Linked DNA regions of Homo sapiens: region 1 is linked to region 2. A link is an interaction called in ENCODE POLR2A ChIA-PET data of the cell type or tissue named here. Cell type or tissue: Panc1. All regions are shown on one strand.

The links. ChIA-PET counts read pairs that join two places held together with the same protein. Peaks named below come from ENCODE experiments on the same cell type or tissue, not always from the same donor. Only the 100,000 strongest peaks of a DNase experiment are listed, where the experiment ranks them.
Region 1: POLR2A ChIA-PET joins it to region 2 with 11 read pairs; 2 of 35 experiments call an interaction of 5 or more read pairs at or near these places.

What each region holds. Positions count from the first base shown.
Region 1 is chr6:43,874,608-43,882,607 of GRCh38, forward strand. All of the region lies in intron 2 of LOC105375070 (a long non-coding RNA gene), which reads left to right. Among named protein-coding and RNA genes, the nearest start is that of LINC01512, 12 kb to the right of the region's middle. RefSeq lists enhancers at 2,859-3,366, 3,367-3,874. In Panc1, no CTCF peak of the experiment used is centred here; no DNase peak of the experiment used is centred here.
Region 2 is chr6:43,638,883-43,646,882 of GRCh38, forward strand. MAD2L1BP (MAD2L1 binding protein) reads left to right here. Exons shown (of 3, transcript NM_014628.3): 3 at 1,139-2,059. The coding sequence ends at 1,651. It overlaps RSPH9 (radial spoke head component 9), which reads left to right and starts at 6,154. Exons shown (of 5, transcript NM_152732.5): 1 at 6,154-6,443. The coding sequence starts at 6,217. RefSeq lists a silencer at 5,573-5,761. In Panc1, no CTCF peak of the experiment used is centred here; no DNase peak of the experiment used is centred here; H3K4me3 peaks cover 1,211 bases.

The DNA.
Region 1 (8,000 bases), 240 kb after region 2:
AAACCCTAGTCTCAGGCAGGTGCTGGTGGCTGCAGTGCCTGCAGGACTGGCCCTCCTGGCTGTGGACAGGCCATGGCTATTCTAGAGACAAGGGATGGCTCTGGGGCAACTGGGAACATGTGCCTTTCCTGGGGGACATCAGCCTAGAAGCTTTTAAGTGATAGGCCCAGAAGGGGCTTGGTCCAGCCCTGCTGCATCCCCGCATTGACTCACTCTTCCATCTATTTAGTTGAAATACTGAGGCCTGTTGTGAGCCAGGTCCTGGGGTTAAAAATGTTTCTCCCACAAGGAGCATTTGCTAGGGAAAGTGAGAGCCAGAGAGAGAGAGAGAGAGAGGAAATGACTTTCCATAGGTCGCACAATGAGTTGCTGCAAAGCCTGCCTAGGAGTCTTGACTCCCTGTCCAGTGCTCTGACAAGCAAGTGCTCCAAATGCTCCAGACACCTCTTGGTGGCCTTGGGGAGCTCATTCCTTAGTGCATTTATGTCTGCTTGGTTGCCTAGGAGAGGCCTGAGGGCTGTGACCAGCTGAGGGCCACAGGAGTTAGAGAGGAGCTGGGCATGTCTCTAGGCTGGCTAGGCTGCAGGGAGCCCGTGGCCAGCCTGGGGGAGGTGCCTCTTGCATGCTGTGTGGCTTCCATCCCTGGATCAGTTTCACCATCTTTTACCTGGTAATGGGTTGCCCTACCAACCTGTCAAGGTTGCTGTGGGGAATGAGAACATGCCTTTCTAAGTTCCCCACCGTGGAATCTGCCTTGAGCAGGATGAGGTCACGTGGTGGCACAAGCCAAGATGGGAGAGTGAGGTGAGTCCCAGATGTTCCCAGGGTGTCTGTGCTGGGCTTCCACTTCCAGACTGGCTGTACCTGTGGGTATGGGGAAGGGGATGGCTGTGGGGAGACCCACCCTGCCCTTAGGGAGTCTGATGGGGAAAGCTCAATTTCTGCCCATAGGAAATCCCCAGACTCATGAGCCCAAGGGCTTAAGTTGTGAAAATTTCACGCAGTAGTCCTGTAGGCCCCGGCCAGACCTCACAGAGCTCCAGCAGAGGTTGGTGTGTGAGCTGGGTGCCGGCCTGATCTCTAGCTCAAAGGGAAGGAGGCCTGTGCCTTCTGGCCATGAAGGCTGCCCCGATTTTGGTCTCCCAGCCCCACTTCTGAGGGCCAGCCACCCCCTCTGTCCAGGCACCTCTCCTGGTATGAGCAGCCCCTGCCTACGGCTCCCACCTCTGCCCCCCATGCTGCTATGTGTTCATTCAGTAGGTCCCCCTGCCCTAAGCAGTGATTCTGTCATGGATCGATGACAGGCATGGTGGGAACCAGCCATGAGTTGCCCAAGGCTGCTACCTTCAGGGGGTGCACTACTGGACAGGTGCGTGCACAGCCACCGCTCACCCACACAGCGAAGTGGGTCTCCTTCAAGGGCTGAGTGTGTGGCCTCCACACTCAGAGTTATGGTCCAGCTGCAGGAAACCATGTACTGGCTGATGCCACCTGGATGGCCAGTTGTCTGGCTGGGGCAGCCGATCCCCCCCCATCTTTCCAGTGCCTGCCCCCCTGCATTCCTGGGGTCCCAGGTATCCCCCTGAAGATTCTTCTCCCTGTCTGTAGCATCTGGCGCTGCTAACCCAGCCCTGAAGTATGCCCAGTGCTTGCTTCCTATGAGGCCCAGCCTCCCATGGAGCCTTCGGGTAAGCAGGCGCTGGGGAGGGTGGTGGGAACAGCACTGAAGGTCGGGGCAGGGGCCAGCAGGGCCTGGGAAACCGGGAGATCCACGATGGGTCAGGAGAGACTGGCTCCTGTTTGTTGACCCTGAGCTGTGGACACAGGCGAAGGCATCACCTCCCTTTCCTGGTCTCCTCCCTTCCCTGGTCCTCTGTGGTCCCAGGCCTGCCCCCACCCAACTACCCAAGGCTTCCCCACTTCTTGGCCACCTCCCTGTTCCCCGGCCACCCCACTCCGGGCTCACTCCAAGTGGGGCTTACATGTAAAAATAGCCCAGGTTTTTTTTGAGCTTGTTATCTACTATTTTTATCAGATGGTTCAAGCAAAGCATGGCCGAAAAAAGGGAAAATCACACAGCTCTGTTTGCCAAGCTCAATAGAAATAGCACCAGGGTGGGTTATTTTTAACAAGATGAATACCCCTGTCCTCTGAGGTCTCCCCTGGCCCCATCCCAGCCTCCTTTGTCTCTCTGCCTGGACAGCAGATTTTAAAATACGCCCACAGTTGCCAAACCACTAAATGCACCCAAGACAGCGACTGAGGCCGTTGGAGCCAAGGAGGGCTGTGGGGGATACTTTTTTTTCCCTTTTTCCTCCCCTCCCTTGAAGGAAATCACACTCTTTTGTTTGAAAAACCTTCCAGGTTGGTTTTTGAGGCCTTTTCCTGGTTGTCCCACTCCCACGGGAACAGCAGAGGTTACTCTGAAACATGCGGTGGTTTGGGCAGATTGACCCCAGAGGCCTGGTGTGGCCCGTGGCAGTCTGTGGTGGCTCCTGTGCCCAGCTGTGGCAGAGCAGGAACACAGGAGGAGCCTGAGAAGCCACGTGGGGGGAGAGGGGTAGGGAGAGGCCTGCGGAGGAGGGCTGAGTGGTGGAGGCGCCGAGGGGGTCCTTGCTCAGCCACTGTCCATGCAGGTGGAATGGCTGGGAGCCAAGGCTTTACTGTGTTTTTCAGGCCAAGCTGTCCTAGCTTGGCCACGACAAAGCCTCAGTTGGCTGAGGGCTCAAGCGTCCTCCGCATTGAAGTTGACACCGGAAAAAGTCCCAGGGTATGGAATACCACCTACCACTGTGCAGCACCTATCACTGTGAGTACCAGCCCAGGAGTCAGGAGACTTAGGGAACAAGTCGCCGCCCCTTTTCAGGCTTTGTGTCCCCCATGTACCAGAAGAGGCCTGGACTAGCCTGGGCTCTCTGGGGTGTGCGGGGTGTGCCTGAGCGTACAGAACCACTTCTGCAGCACTTTTCTCTGTGGTCAGGAAGGGAAAGAAAATAGAAACAAAAGGTAATGTTAATTGAGCACTTACTATTGGGAGGAGGTATTAAATGAAACACTTTACATCGCATGTGTCATATCTCACTTATTTTCACTATAACCCTATTACTATCCTTTACTGATGTTCACAGAGCCACTTTCTTCCCTAGTGGTCATATAGAAAACCCAGAGAAGGACTGTGATCAGCAGGTCTGGGATCACGAGCCCATCCTGGGGCCATCTTTCTGACCAAGGGGACGGGAGGCTGTGACTGGCCATCTCTGATCCCAGGCCTACCCCCATGGCCAGGAGCTGGGACACAGCAGTTGACAGTCCTGCCAGAACCACAGACATAGGGGACTGGGCTGTTCCACCAGATGCTGCTGGGGAGGGGGAGATGCTGGGCAGAGGAACTTGCAGCACCCCCTGCAGGGGGTGGAGCCAGGCACCGACTCCAGCCACCCGATCGATCCCGTCTTCTCTTATCGTGCCTGACCAGTGGCTATTCTGCTGCAATTCAGGGCAAAGGGAGAGAAAAGTGGGTCATGGGTGCGGGGGGTGGGGGGGTGTGGAGGGTGAGTGGAGGTGAAAAGGACCCCAGTGTAACCCTACTTCAGCTATACTGGACCCCAGGCTGGAGCCTCCCTCACCCCCACCCTGCCTTGTGTCCTGCTCTGACTTGTCTTGGGCCTTTGTACGTGCTGCTCCCTCTAGTGACAATGCCCCCCACACCCTCCCCTTCTCATTTGGTAACCCCCATACATTTTTCAAAACTCATCTCAACAGCCCCTCCTCCAGGGAGCCTTCTTCCCTCCCCAGGCAGGACGGGGACTCCGGACTCCCGGCACACACCTCCACTGGGACTATTCGGCCTGCGGTGACTGCATGCCACTCGCCTGCCTGGGGGCAGAGGCTGTGTCTTATTGCTTCTGTGCTCCCAGGACCCAGCACAGTGTACAGTACAGAAAATATGTGTTGACTGAATAGAAGGGAGAAGAGGCAAAAGAAATAGGGAATAAGAGGGAGAAAAGAGTGAGGAGAAGGAGAGAGAGAAGTGCAGGCTGGGGCCAGTGGGGTGCAGGGGCTCAGTGAGGGCCATACTATGAGGCGTGCGAGGGGCTGCTTCAGGCTGGAACTGGGAGCACAGATTCCTCCAGTCCTGGAGGCCCTGGCCCCAGTTACTCTCCTTGGGGCCAGTGTCCTAAGTGGGGAGAGGCCATCTGGCCTGTTATTCAGTGGCATCTGTAGATGGTCTGTTTTGTGCCTGGCACTGTGCTGGGCACAGGGCTGCTGGTCTCCACCAGCTGCTCTGGCAGCCGGGATCAGAGTGATGGGGAGCAAGATCCTTCCAGGCATCTGCAGCTCTGAGGAAATGATCTGCCCATCTCTGAACAGCAGGCCTCACCCAGGATCTCTGCCCATGGCCTTGGCTGGCACACTTCCCAGGGGACGTTGCATGGCAGGAACACCACTGGAAGCTGCGAAGCCCCGTCAGTCCTGCCCTGCTTGCTTCTCATCCCTGTAGGAAGCTCTGAGAGGAGGTGTGGAGGCTTCTCTTGGCTCCTTTTGGGATGTAGCTCCTGGCTCCCACCCAGGCTGGCTCCTCACTTGCCACCCCTACACACACCCCAGCCCCAGGGGAGGATGGGGCAAGGGAGGGGAGGGAGTCAGCCAGCCGGCTGCTGCCTGGCCTGGTAATGAATCGTCCCAAAGTTTGCTGCTCTGGCTGAATAGCTTCCCTTCTGAAAGGGGCTTGTGACAAAGGGGACATTGACATCCTCCACTAGACAAGGAGGGCCGCAGGCATGCACAGGGGAAGGCCCTTTGGGAGACGGCGGGAGGCAGCTGCGGGGATCCTGACGTGCTGCCACTGACTCTGCCTGATGGGCTTGGCTGGGTCTGCCTCCTTCCTGATTCTGGCACTGAAAGGCCTCAGGACTAGGGTGTCTGAAGTGACAGAAGATCTCCTTGGGAGCCTCTGTGACCCACAGTGACCAGCTGAGTTGGGGCAGGGACCAGGGAGAGGTGGAAGGGGGTCGGGAGTGGAGCAGAGCTGGCTCACGCAGAGCACTGGGCTGTTCAGCTGAGAACTTAAAATGTAGCCTACCTTCGCCGGACACTTCTTCTCCTGGGGTCCTGATGGCCAGGATGCTCCCCTGGCCTCCTCCAGACCCTGGCACAGGTAGACTACATTGCTAGAGGTCAGGGTTTCTATCCTGTATGTCTGGAGGTCCCTGTGGCATCTGGCAAAGTGAGTGGCCTGGGGTGGGAGCCCTAGCGCTCAATCACGGTTCTGGGTTTGATTATGGTTTTGTTTGTTCAGAAGTTACTGGCAACAGTATTTTTTGTTGATTCAATGTGATGTGCATATGGATGTGCACATTTGGCTTTCTCCACCAAAAAATCTGGTTTGGTGGAGTCGGATTAGTTTGTAGCCCCACCTTTAGGCCTGAACTAATTCATGTATTTATTCAGCAGACTTTTTACGAGTGAGGAATGTGCCAAGTAATGGCTGAGGACCTGGAAACCCAAGGGCTGCCCTACTGGGCCACCCTGTGCCCAGTACCCTTGAATTTGAGAGAGTAAGACATTTGAGATTGGACAAGAAACATCCCTGAGATTGACCTTAACTTGATGAACTCATAAGGACAAACAAACCATGGGTTGGTGGGGTGGCCTGCCTTGAGTCTGCAGCCAGGCCATTTCATGGGACACTCTTGAAATGCCTTCCTGATGCCAGGCACGGTGTCTGCTGTGGCTTAGCCCATGAACCCTGCGAACCACATCATCAAAATATGTATGTGTACACATGTGTGTATACACATGTATGTATACATGTATGTGTGTGTGCACATGTGTGTATACATGTATGGGTGTATACACATGTATGTATACATGTATGGGTGTATACGTGTGTGTGTGTGTGTGTGTTACTCTTGCCTTTTCAGAGGGGATATCAAGTGAGAATCCTGACTCTGCCTCTTATCTGAGGATAACAATAGTATCTCTATGGCAACTGACTTATACTCCCTGTACCTCAGTTTCTTCATCCATGAAGTGGGGATAAAGGGAGTAACTACTTCATTGGGTTGTTGTGAGGATTAAGTAAGCTAATACCGTAAAACACTTGACATTATTTTGCACGTAGTAGGTACCCAATAAATACTCACTATTATTATTATTACTACTGCTACCACTGCTTCTAGTACTATCACTTCAGAAGGTGCCTTAGGTTGAGTTCTCCAGAGGCAGACTGTCAGATGAGGACTCATAGCTAAGTGATTTGTGAGTTTCCCAGGGAAACTGGAGAGGGATTGGGGGAAGCAAGATGGGAAAGGAAAACAACAAAAAGGGTCTGATTTCAAGTGAAGTTGATAGCTCCAGCCTGGTTCTGGGGGAGGACTCCAGAGTATTAGTTATAATACCTCAGGGATGTCTCCATCCCAAGCAAGGGAGCTGAGACCTTACGCTCCTGCACTCCTGTCATTGGCTAAGGGTCACTTTGGAGGATATAACTTCCAAGTACTTCCAGATCTGCAGGCAAAGCAACTCCTATAGCCTGAGGGCAATTACCCAAGGAAGAATGAATAGAAGGGGAAGCCACAGAAGGTGAGAGAGTGTACCCAGGATGATAGAGAGATCTGGGGGCAATACCAATAGTATTCCCCATAGAAAGCTACTGAGAGGAATGAATGAGCAAAGCCCCTGCCCCGTGCCTGGTACATGGCAGGTACTTGGTAGTCATAGGCTCTCCTCCTCTAGCCACAGGCGTCTCCCAGTCCACGGCCAGGATCACTGTGGGGTCTGGAAGGCCCAGCCAGGCCCAAAGCCTTGTATATTTGCATAGGACAGTGCTGTGGCTTGAATGTGTTCCCCCAAGGTTCATGTATGGCAAACCTAATCCCTAATGCAACAGTGCTGGGAGGCGGGGGCTAATGGAAGATGCTTAGGTCATGAGGGCTCCACCTCATGAAAGGGTTAATGTTGTTACTGTGGGAGTGGGTCCCTTATTGTGGGAGTGGGCTTATTATAAAAGCAAGTTCAGCTCCCTTTTGCTTTCTCTTGCTTTTGCCCTCTCTTGCCCTTCTTCCTTTTGCCATGGGATGATGTAGTAAGAAGGCCCTCGCCAGATGCCAGTGCCATACTCTTGGACTTCCAGCCTCCAGAACCGTGAGCTAATAAATTATTCTTCTTTATAAATTACCCAGTCTCAGGAATCTGTTATAGCAGCACAAACTGACTAAGACAGACAGTGACTCTATCTGTGATTTAAGGGACCAGTGAGAAGAGCCAGCTTTCTCAGGCTGCCTGAAGCACAGAGGTAAATAAGTGTCAGCTCCAGCCAGCACAGACTTCCCTGGATCTGCCCAAGGATGCTAGCATCAGGAAAGAGAGAGAAGCTGTGAAAATATGACACCTACATACACCCCAGCTCACCCTTCCTAGATACCCTGCACCTGCCATCTCTTCCCTGCCCCCATGAGTGGCTCTGCCATCCACCCTGCTGTGCAGAGGAAGTACTGCTCTAGGTGAGCCCTGGGTCACCATGATCCAGTGTCAGCCTCTGACCAGGGCCATAAGTAGAGACCCATGGCCTGGCGGCAGCTGCCTGAGTAAGTAGCAAGCCCTAGTTATGGCCCCTTAGTGTTCCCCTTGGGGACTTCCTGCCTGGGCATAAGAGAAAACATTGGAGAAAATTGCAGGCCCCACACAACTGGCTTCTGCAAAAAGCATAGACCTCCCTGGAGAGCTTCCCATGGTCCAGGGAATTCAAGCAGAGGCAGAAAGGTCACCCCTTGGAGGTGATTCTGGAGGGGACACTGTGCTAAGGATAACAAAAATAACATGTTATCCCCTACCATGCATTGAGTCATCACCATGTTTCAGGTGGTCCCTTAATAGGAACCATCTTATTGAAAGCTCTCAACAAGTCTGTGAGGCTGCTGCTCAGGGGTCTTCTTTTCACATGTGAGGACTCAAGCTCAGAGAGGCCAAGTTTCAGGCCCTAAGTCCCACAGTTCCCA
Region 2 (8,000 bases):
GTGGGAACCTGGTGATCTCTTTGTGGGGATTGGAAAGTCTTCCCTCTGGATGGGGGAGAAATTTGGCAGATGATCTAAGCATCTTCACACAGATTTTCATTCATTTCCCCTATATTCACTCTTGCCTCTGTGGTGCCTGTATCACCACTTCCTAAACCTTTCTGGGGTTCTGCTGTGTGGATCAGTTTGCATCCCTTGGGGGTCCCTTCTGTCAGCACTTGGTATTCAGCTCTCTTGAACTCTTAACTCTTCATCTTCTTTCTTTTTTTTTTTTTGAGACAGAGTCTCGCTCTGTCACCCAGGCTAGAGTGCAGTGGCGTGATCTCAGCTCACTGCAAGCTCTGCCTCCTGGGTTCAGGCTATTCTCCTGCCTCAGCCTCCCTAGTAGCTGGGACTACAGGCATCCACCACCACACTCGGCTAATTTTTTGTATTTTTAGTAGAGACAGGGTTTCGCCATGTTAGCCAGGATGGTCTTGATCTCCTGACCTTGTGATCCGCCCGCCTCGGCCTCTCAAAGTGCTGGGATTACAGGCGTAAGCCACTGCGCCCAGCCAACTCTTCATCTTCTATCTTCCAAAACTTCTGTGTTTGCATTTGGCTAGTGTTGTGTAGTTTCCAGTTCTTTCCTCTTGGGAGTTTTCTTTGTCAGTCTTTCCTCTTCTTTCCTTCATTTGTTTCTTAATTTCTTTTCTCTCATTTTGTAATATTTCAGGTGGAAGTGCAAATAAGCATGTGTTCAGTTTACTATGTTTAAGTGGAAGAACAAGTTCAAAGTCATGTTTATTAGACCAAATAATCCTCATTCCTGTTATCACTCCCCATACAGCAAAAATTTGTTGTCACTTTGTCATGTCACCAAATTTCTATTTTAGTTGCTTATATCTGGATATCCTCCACCTTCAGAACACTGTGTTTGCTGTTCTAAATGTGGGAGAATTATGGTTTTGTACAAATAATATATTTTCCTTTTCAGTATAATACCCTCTGATAAAACACAGTGTTTTGGCTGTGGCGGTTCATTGAGCTAGAAATTAAGTCCTGTAAGTCTATGTACACATCCCAGCAGGGTTCTTTTCAAAGAGCATTAGCTTCCCCCTGCCTTGTTCTTCTCTCCCACCATTCTTTGTCCTCACAGGCAGAGGAGATGCTGAAGAAGAAACCTCGGGCCACCACTGAGGTGAGCAGCAGGAAATGCCAACAAGCCCTGGCAGAACTGGAGAGTGTCCTCAGCCACCTGGAGGACTTCTTTGCACGGACACTAGTACCGCGAGTGCTGATTCTCCTTGGGGGCAATGCCCTAAGCCCCAAGGAGTTCTATGAACTCGACTTGTCTCTGCTGGCCCCCTACAGCGTGGACCAGAGCCTGAGCACAGCAGCTTGTTTGCGCCGTCTCTTCCGAGCCATATTCATGGCTGATGCCTTTAGCGAGCTTCAGGCTCCTCCACTCATGGGCACCGTCGTCATGGCACAGGGACACCGCAACTGTGGAGAAGATTGGTTTCGACCCAAGCTCAACTATCGAGTGCCCAGCCGGGGCCATAAACTGACTGTGACCCTGTCATGTGGCAGACCTTCCATCCGAACCACGGCTTGGGAAGACTACATTTGGTTCCAGGCACCAGTGACATTTAAAGGCTTCCGCGAGTGAATGAGTGCTTCTTAATCCTAAAAACACAATGGCTGAATTATCTTTCTCCATGTGGCGCTGAATCACCCATCTGGTTTGGAGCTAGAGTTGCTTCCTGGTGAGAGAGGAAGCAACTCTCCTTCTGGTTGTCTGCCTCCCCTCAGATTTCCTGATAGGCTGATGGCATGTGGCTGTGACTGTGACTGTAATCATTGCTGAACAACATCTCTTTGAATCAAAGGTTGATTTTCCCAGAGGGTGCTGGGTCAGGCATTTCTATTAGGAGTTGGAAAGCAAAAATGGGTCCATAGACACTCTATGGAGGTGTCCCTTTCTGCTCTTTGCTGTGTCCTTTCAGAATTTTTACCAGGAACATAATGTGGATGTGACTTATGAACTTAAATATAAAATAAATAGATTCTTATTATATTTTCCTGAAATTGTTTTGACTTAACTTGTCAGGTTTTAGGCTATTTTGTCTTTCTCCTTGGCCTCTTCTGCTTCAGGGCTTCTCGAATTTTTTTTTTTTTTCTTTTTTCTTTTTTGAGATGGAGTCTCGCTGTATCGCCCAGGCTGGAGTACAGTGGCACAATCTTGGTCGCTGCAACCTCCACCTCCCAGGTTCAAGGAATTCTCCTGTCTTAGCCTCTCGAGTAGCTGAGATTGCAGGTGTGCACCACCACGCCCAGCTAATTTTTGTATTTTTAGTAGAGATGGAGTTTCACCATGTTGGCCAGGCTGGTCTCGAACTCCTGCCCTCAAGTGATCCACCTGTCTTGGCCTCCCAAAGTGCTGGGATTACAGGTGTGGGCCACCGTGCCTGGCCTTAGGATTTTTTTACTAATGATTTTTTCTCTTGTTCAGCCCCAGGCTAGTCTAGGAAATTAAGTGACTTGGCCAAGTGCATATGTAGTTTGATAGCAGAGTTAGGACTAGAGTCCTCATTAGCTATCTTTTAGCCAACGTGCTTTTCTTATCCCATACAGATTTTTGTGATGCTTAAATTCTGTATCCCCCAAAGCAGAGGTCACCTTTATGTGGGAAGATTGTGGTAAGGAACTTAGCTTAGCAGGCCATTGAATGAGAGCAGTGATTTTGGGAAATAGTCTGGCTAGGTGCTTGGTTTGTAGTAAACTGTGAGCAGGTGTGTGCTGAATAGTGAGAGGGGAGGAGCCTCTGTGCCTGGCCAAACACCTCAGTTTTTGGAAGCAAGTTGAAGACAGAATCCACACCTTGCTGATGTTCGGGATAGGTATATGTGTGTGTATGTATAATATATAAATGGTATGTATAGTCCAGGTGGGTGACTCATGCCTATAATCCCAGCACTTTGGGAGGCCAAGGTGGGCAGATCGCCTGAGGTCAGGAGGGAGACCAGCTGGCCAACATGGTGAAACCCCATCTCTACTAAAAATACACAAAAAAAGGCTGGGCATGGTAGCTCATGCCTGGCATCCCAGCACTTTGGGAGGCTGAGATGGGTGGATCACAAGTTCAGGAGTTCAAGACCAGCCTGACCAACATGGTGAAACCCTGTCTCTACTAAATATACAAAAATTAGCTGGGCTTAGTGGCGAGTGCCTGTAATCCAGCTACTTGGGGAGGCTGGGGCAGGAGAATTGCTTGAACCCGGGAGGCAGAGGTTGCAGTGAACCGAGATCACGCCACTGCACTCCAGCCTGGGCAACAGAGTGAGACCCGGTCTCAAAAAAAAAAAAAGAAAAAAGAAAAACAATTAGCCAGGCGTGGTTGTGGGCGCTTGTAATCCCAGCTACTTGGGAGGCTGAGGCAGGAGAATCACTTGAACCCGGGAGGCGGAGGTTACGGTGAGCTGAGATGGTGCCACTGCACTCCAGCCTGGGTTACAGAGAGACTCCATCTCAAAAAAAAAAAAAAAAGGTACATACGTACACATATGTACATAGAATAAGATACATATACGTACACCTAAAATATACTATTTTTAAAGTATATGTACTGTTTTAAGCACTTACATTATCTAACCCTAACAACTTTGCAGTGCATGAATTATTGTCCCCATTTTATAGATGAGGCCAGGGGAAATTGAGCAGCTTGCCTAAGTGGTGAAACTTGGATTCGCCTACATTACTGCACATCCTATGTGGTTTTACTCTGAAATATTTAGCCAGGATTTGCCTTGCCAAAGGTATTAGCATCAGGAAGCTGTAAGATTCTCCTCTCTGGCTTCAGATTCTGGTGTCTGCCATGGAGCCTGCAATAGGTGCTAAGTATGAAATCAGTGAAAGCAAAATGCCTGGGCTCTTTTCTGTGCTATGACCACTTGAAGCATATTCTGCTGTAGCAGGACAAGCTGCAGACAAAACCCCTCAGACACCGAGTTACAGAAGGAAGCAGTTTATTCGGCCGGGAGTGTCGGTAAGACTCCTGTCTCAAGAGCTGAGCTCCCCGAGTGAGCAATTCCTGTCCCTTTTAAGGGCTCACAACTCTAAGGGGGTGCGCGTGACAGAGTCGTGATTGATTGAGCAAGCAGCGGGTACGTGACGGGGGGCTGCATGCACCAGTAATTAGATCGGAACAAAACAGGATAGGGATTTTCACAGTGCTTTTCTATACAATGTCTGTAATCTATAGATAACCGATTAGGTCAGGGGTCGATCTTTAACTACCAGGCCCGGGGCGCGGTGCTGGGCTGTCTGCCCGTGGATTTCATTTCTGCCTTTTAGTTTTTACTTCTTTGTAGGCAGAAATTGGCATAAGACAATATGAGGGGTGGTCTCCTCCCTTACTGCCAGCCAGAATTTTGACTGTTTTTCTGTTTAATGCTATTATAGAAGAGAGATTGAGCCGTATCTCCCGCTCAGGGAAAGGAAAGGCTGAGAGGTCTGCCTAAAGGGAGTGGGGGTGGTTGTGAACAAGAGAGCCATAAATTGTTTTGAGATAACACATTAAGCCAAATCAACTCCCTCAAATACTAATTTTATTTATTTATTTAGTTAGTTAGTTGTATTTTTTGAGACAGGCTCGCTCTGTTGCCCAGGCTGCAGTGCGGTAGCATGATCTTGGCTCACTGCAATCTCTGCCTCCCAGGTTCAAGCCATTCTCCTGCCCCAGCCTCCCGAGTAGCTGGGATTACAGCTGTGGGCCACCAAGCCCGGCTGTTTTGTATTTTTAGTAGAGACAGGGTTTCACCATGTTGGTCAGGCTGATCTCATAACAATGCCTTCCTAAACAATGCCTAAGCCTGGGCGTGGTGGTTCACACCTGTAATCCCAGCACTTTGGGAGGCTCAGGTGAGTGGATCACTTGAGCTCGGAGTTCAACACCAGCCTGGCCAACATGGCAAAACCCCGTCTCTACTAAAAATACAAAAAATATTGGGTGTGGTGGCACACACCTGTAGTCCCAGCTACCTGGGGGGCTGAGGTGGGAAGATCACTTGAGCCCAGGAGGTTGAGGCTGCAGTGAGCTGAGATCACACACCACTACACTCCAGCCTGGGTGACAAAGTGAGACCCTGTCTCAACCCCCGAAAACCAACAATGCCCAGACAATCAAAAAAGTAATTATCTGGGTTATTTACACACTTATTTATCAGCTGGGGCCCAGGTCATTCTGATTTCCTGAGTGCTCTTCAAAGGAATCCAGAAATGAAAATATCAACTAGCAACATTAACGATAAAGCCCATCTCCTGTGGCAACAAGCTTGCTGAGGAACCTGTTTGTTTGTCCTTGGCTGGGGACTCAAGAAGTGAATGTGGAGAAGTGATCTAGCCCAGGGAGTGAAGCTCCAGTTGCAGTGAGGTTCTGGCCTTTCATCTCTTGCTACCATTTGGATCTAAAAACAACAGTTGGTGGTAGTTGGTAGTTGATGAGAAAGGTGGTAGTTGATGAGAAAGTGTAGTCTATAAAAGTCCCCCTTTTTGTATCTCTCTCCTCACCCTCCTTTCCCAAGGTGTTACCCTATACCTTGCCCCCATTGCCTAGATTTTCATTTGTCACTTAGAATATTTCTATGGAAAGGGTAGATAAAGAAGACAGCTGGTGAAGATGGAAGAGAATGGATGGACCTCATTCTGTAAGACCTGGCTTGGGGTGGGGTGCGGGTGGAGGTAGTCGGGTTGACAGAATCTTAATTAGAGCCAGGAGGAATCTCAAATTCTTCACAGATCATTCTGAGGTCAAGAAGTGACATGACTGGGGTGAAATAGTACAGTTAGTGTCAGTGTTGGGGTTTTGTATTGTTTTCTTTCCAGACCCCAGGTCCATATACAGTAAAGACTCTAAATGTCGACTATGTGAAAGGGCTCAGGGAAGGCCAAATATCTATGGAAAAAGGCTGGGTTTGGACTTACAACCCCAACTGTAGCCTAACTGTAGGGGAAGCCATACTGTGGCCGTGGCAACTGAAGACATCCCGTCCCAAACTCTGGAAAGGATGAGGGAGGGGGCTGATGCCTAGGCCTCCGTGGGGAGGAGGTCTGGGCGGTAGGCGGTGGGGTGGGTGGAACCTAGCGTCCAGCTAGGCGGAAGGGCGGAGCTTCAGGTCTCCATGGAGGCGGCTTCTCCTAGCAACTCGACGGGCGTTGAGCGGAGCCGCTGACCTGATGGACGCCGACAGCCTCCTGCTGTCTCTGGAGCTGGCGTCCGGCAGTGGGCAGGGCCTCAGCCCGGACCGTCGGGCCTCGCTGCTCACGTCTCTTATGCTGGTTAAGCGCGACTACCGCTATGATCGGGTTCTCTTCTGGGGCCGCATCCTTGGCCTCGTCGCCGATTACTACATCGCGCAGGGCCTGAGTGAGGACCAGCTCGCACCGCGCAAGACGCTCTATAGGTGAGGAGGCCCCCGGGACGGGCTCCCCAGAGGGTGGCTACCTGGAGGCAGGGCGGGGTGGGCGGGTCGCAGCAATTGAAAGGGGCGGGGCCCATGGGGCCAAGGGAGGTGTGGGCGGGATCTGAGATGAGTGGAATGGGGGAGACCCTGGGGGGCGGGCCTGGGGACGGTCAAGAGGTGGTTGAGGGAAAGGGCGGGGATGGGGATGTCTCGGAATCTGAGGCTAGGGCGGAGCCTGAGAGGGCGGGGCAATGGACGGGCGATGTCCCCCGGAGGGCGGGGCCTTGCGAGAGCTTGTTCTCCGCCTGAGGAGGCCAAGAGAAACTTACATGCGGATGGGTTTATAAGAGAGACAGGGCCAAGAACGCAGGTGAAGCAGTGGGAAGGTTTCTGGAAAATGCGGACCTGGAGAAGAAGCCAGGTTCCAGCCAAGTGCTGGGCCTGGCTCAGTTTGGAGAAGGCTCAGTTTGGAGAAGAGTCAGACGCCAGAGGGAGAGGGTGGTGCTCTTTGATAGAGGTATCTGCTCTGGAGCTGGAGGCGCTTTTGGAAATAGAGAACGAATGCGGAATGGGGAGAGAGCTGGGGAAAATTCCCTGGTCACTACCATACAGGACCATCCAGCTATTTATTTATTTATTTTTGTTTTGAGGCAGAGTCTTGCTCTGTCACCCAGGCTGGAGTGCAGTGTCGCTATCTTGGTTCACTGCAACCTCCGCCTCCCGGATTCAAGCGATTTTCCTGCCTCAGCCTCCCAAATAGCTGGGATTACAGGCACGTGCCACCACACCTGGCTATTTATTTATTATTATTATTATTATTATTTTAGACGGAGTCTCGCTCTGTCGCCCAGGCTGGAGTGCAGTGGCTCGATCTCGGCTCACTGCAAGCTCCGCCTCCTGGGTTCACGCCATTCTCCTCCCTCAGCCTCCCGAGTGGCTGGGACTACAGGCGCCCGCCACCATGCCCGGTTAATTTTTTTTTGTATTTTTAGTAGAGACGGGGTTTCACCGTGTTAGCTAGGATGGTCTCGATCTCCTGACCTCGTGATCCGTCCGCCTCAGCCTCCCAAAGTGCTGGGATCACCCACCGCGCTTGGCAATTATTTATTTATTTATTATTTTTGTAATTTTAATAGAGACAGGGTTTCACTATGCTGGTTAGGCTGGTCTCGAACTCCTGGCCTCAAGTAATCCACCCGCCTCGGCCTCCCAAAGTGCTGGGATTACAGGCGTGAGCCACCATGCCCGGCCAGCCTCTTTTTGACTAAAGGGGAGCTTACTACCTTACAAAGCAGTCCATTCGGCCAGCCTGGGCAATATAGCAAGACCTCATCACTACAAAAAAAAAAAAAAAAGGCAGGGTGTGGTGGCTCACGCCTTTAATCCCAGCACTTTGGGAGGCAGAGTTGGGCGGATCACGAGGTCAGGAGATTGAGACCATCCTGGCTAACGCGGTGAAACACTACTGAAAATACGAAAAATTAGACGGGCGTGGTGGCGGGCGCCTGTAGTCCTAGCTACTCGGGAGGCTGAGGCAGAAGAATCACTTGAATCTGG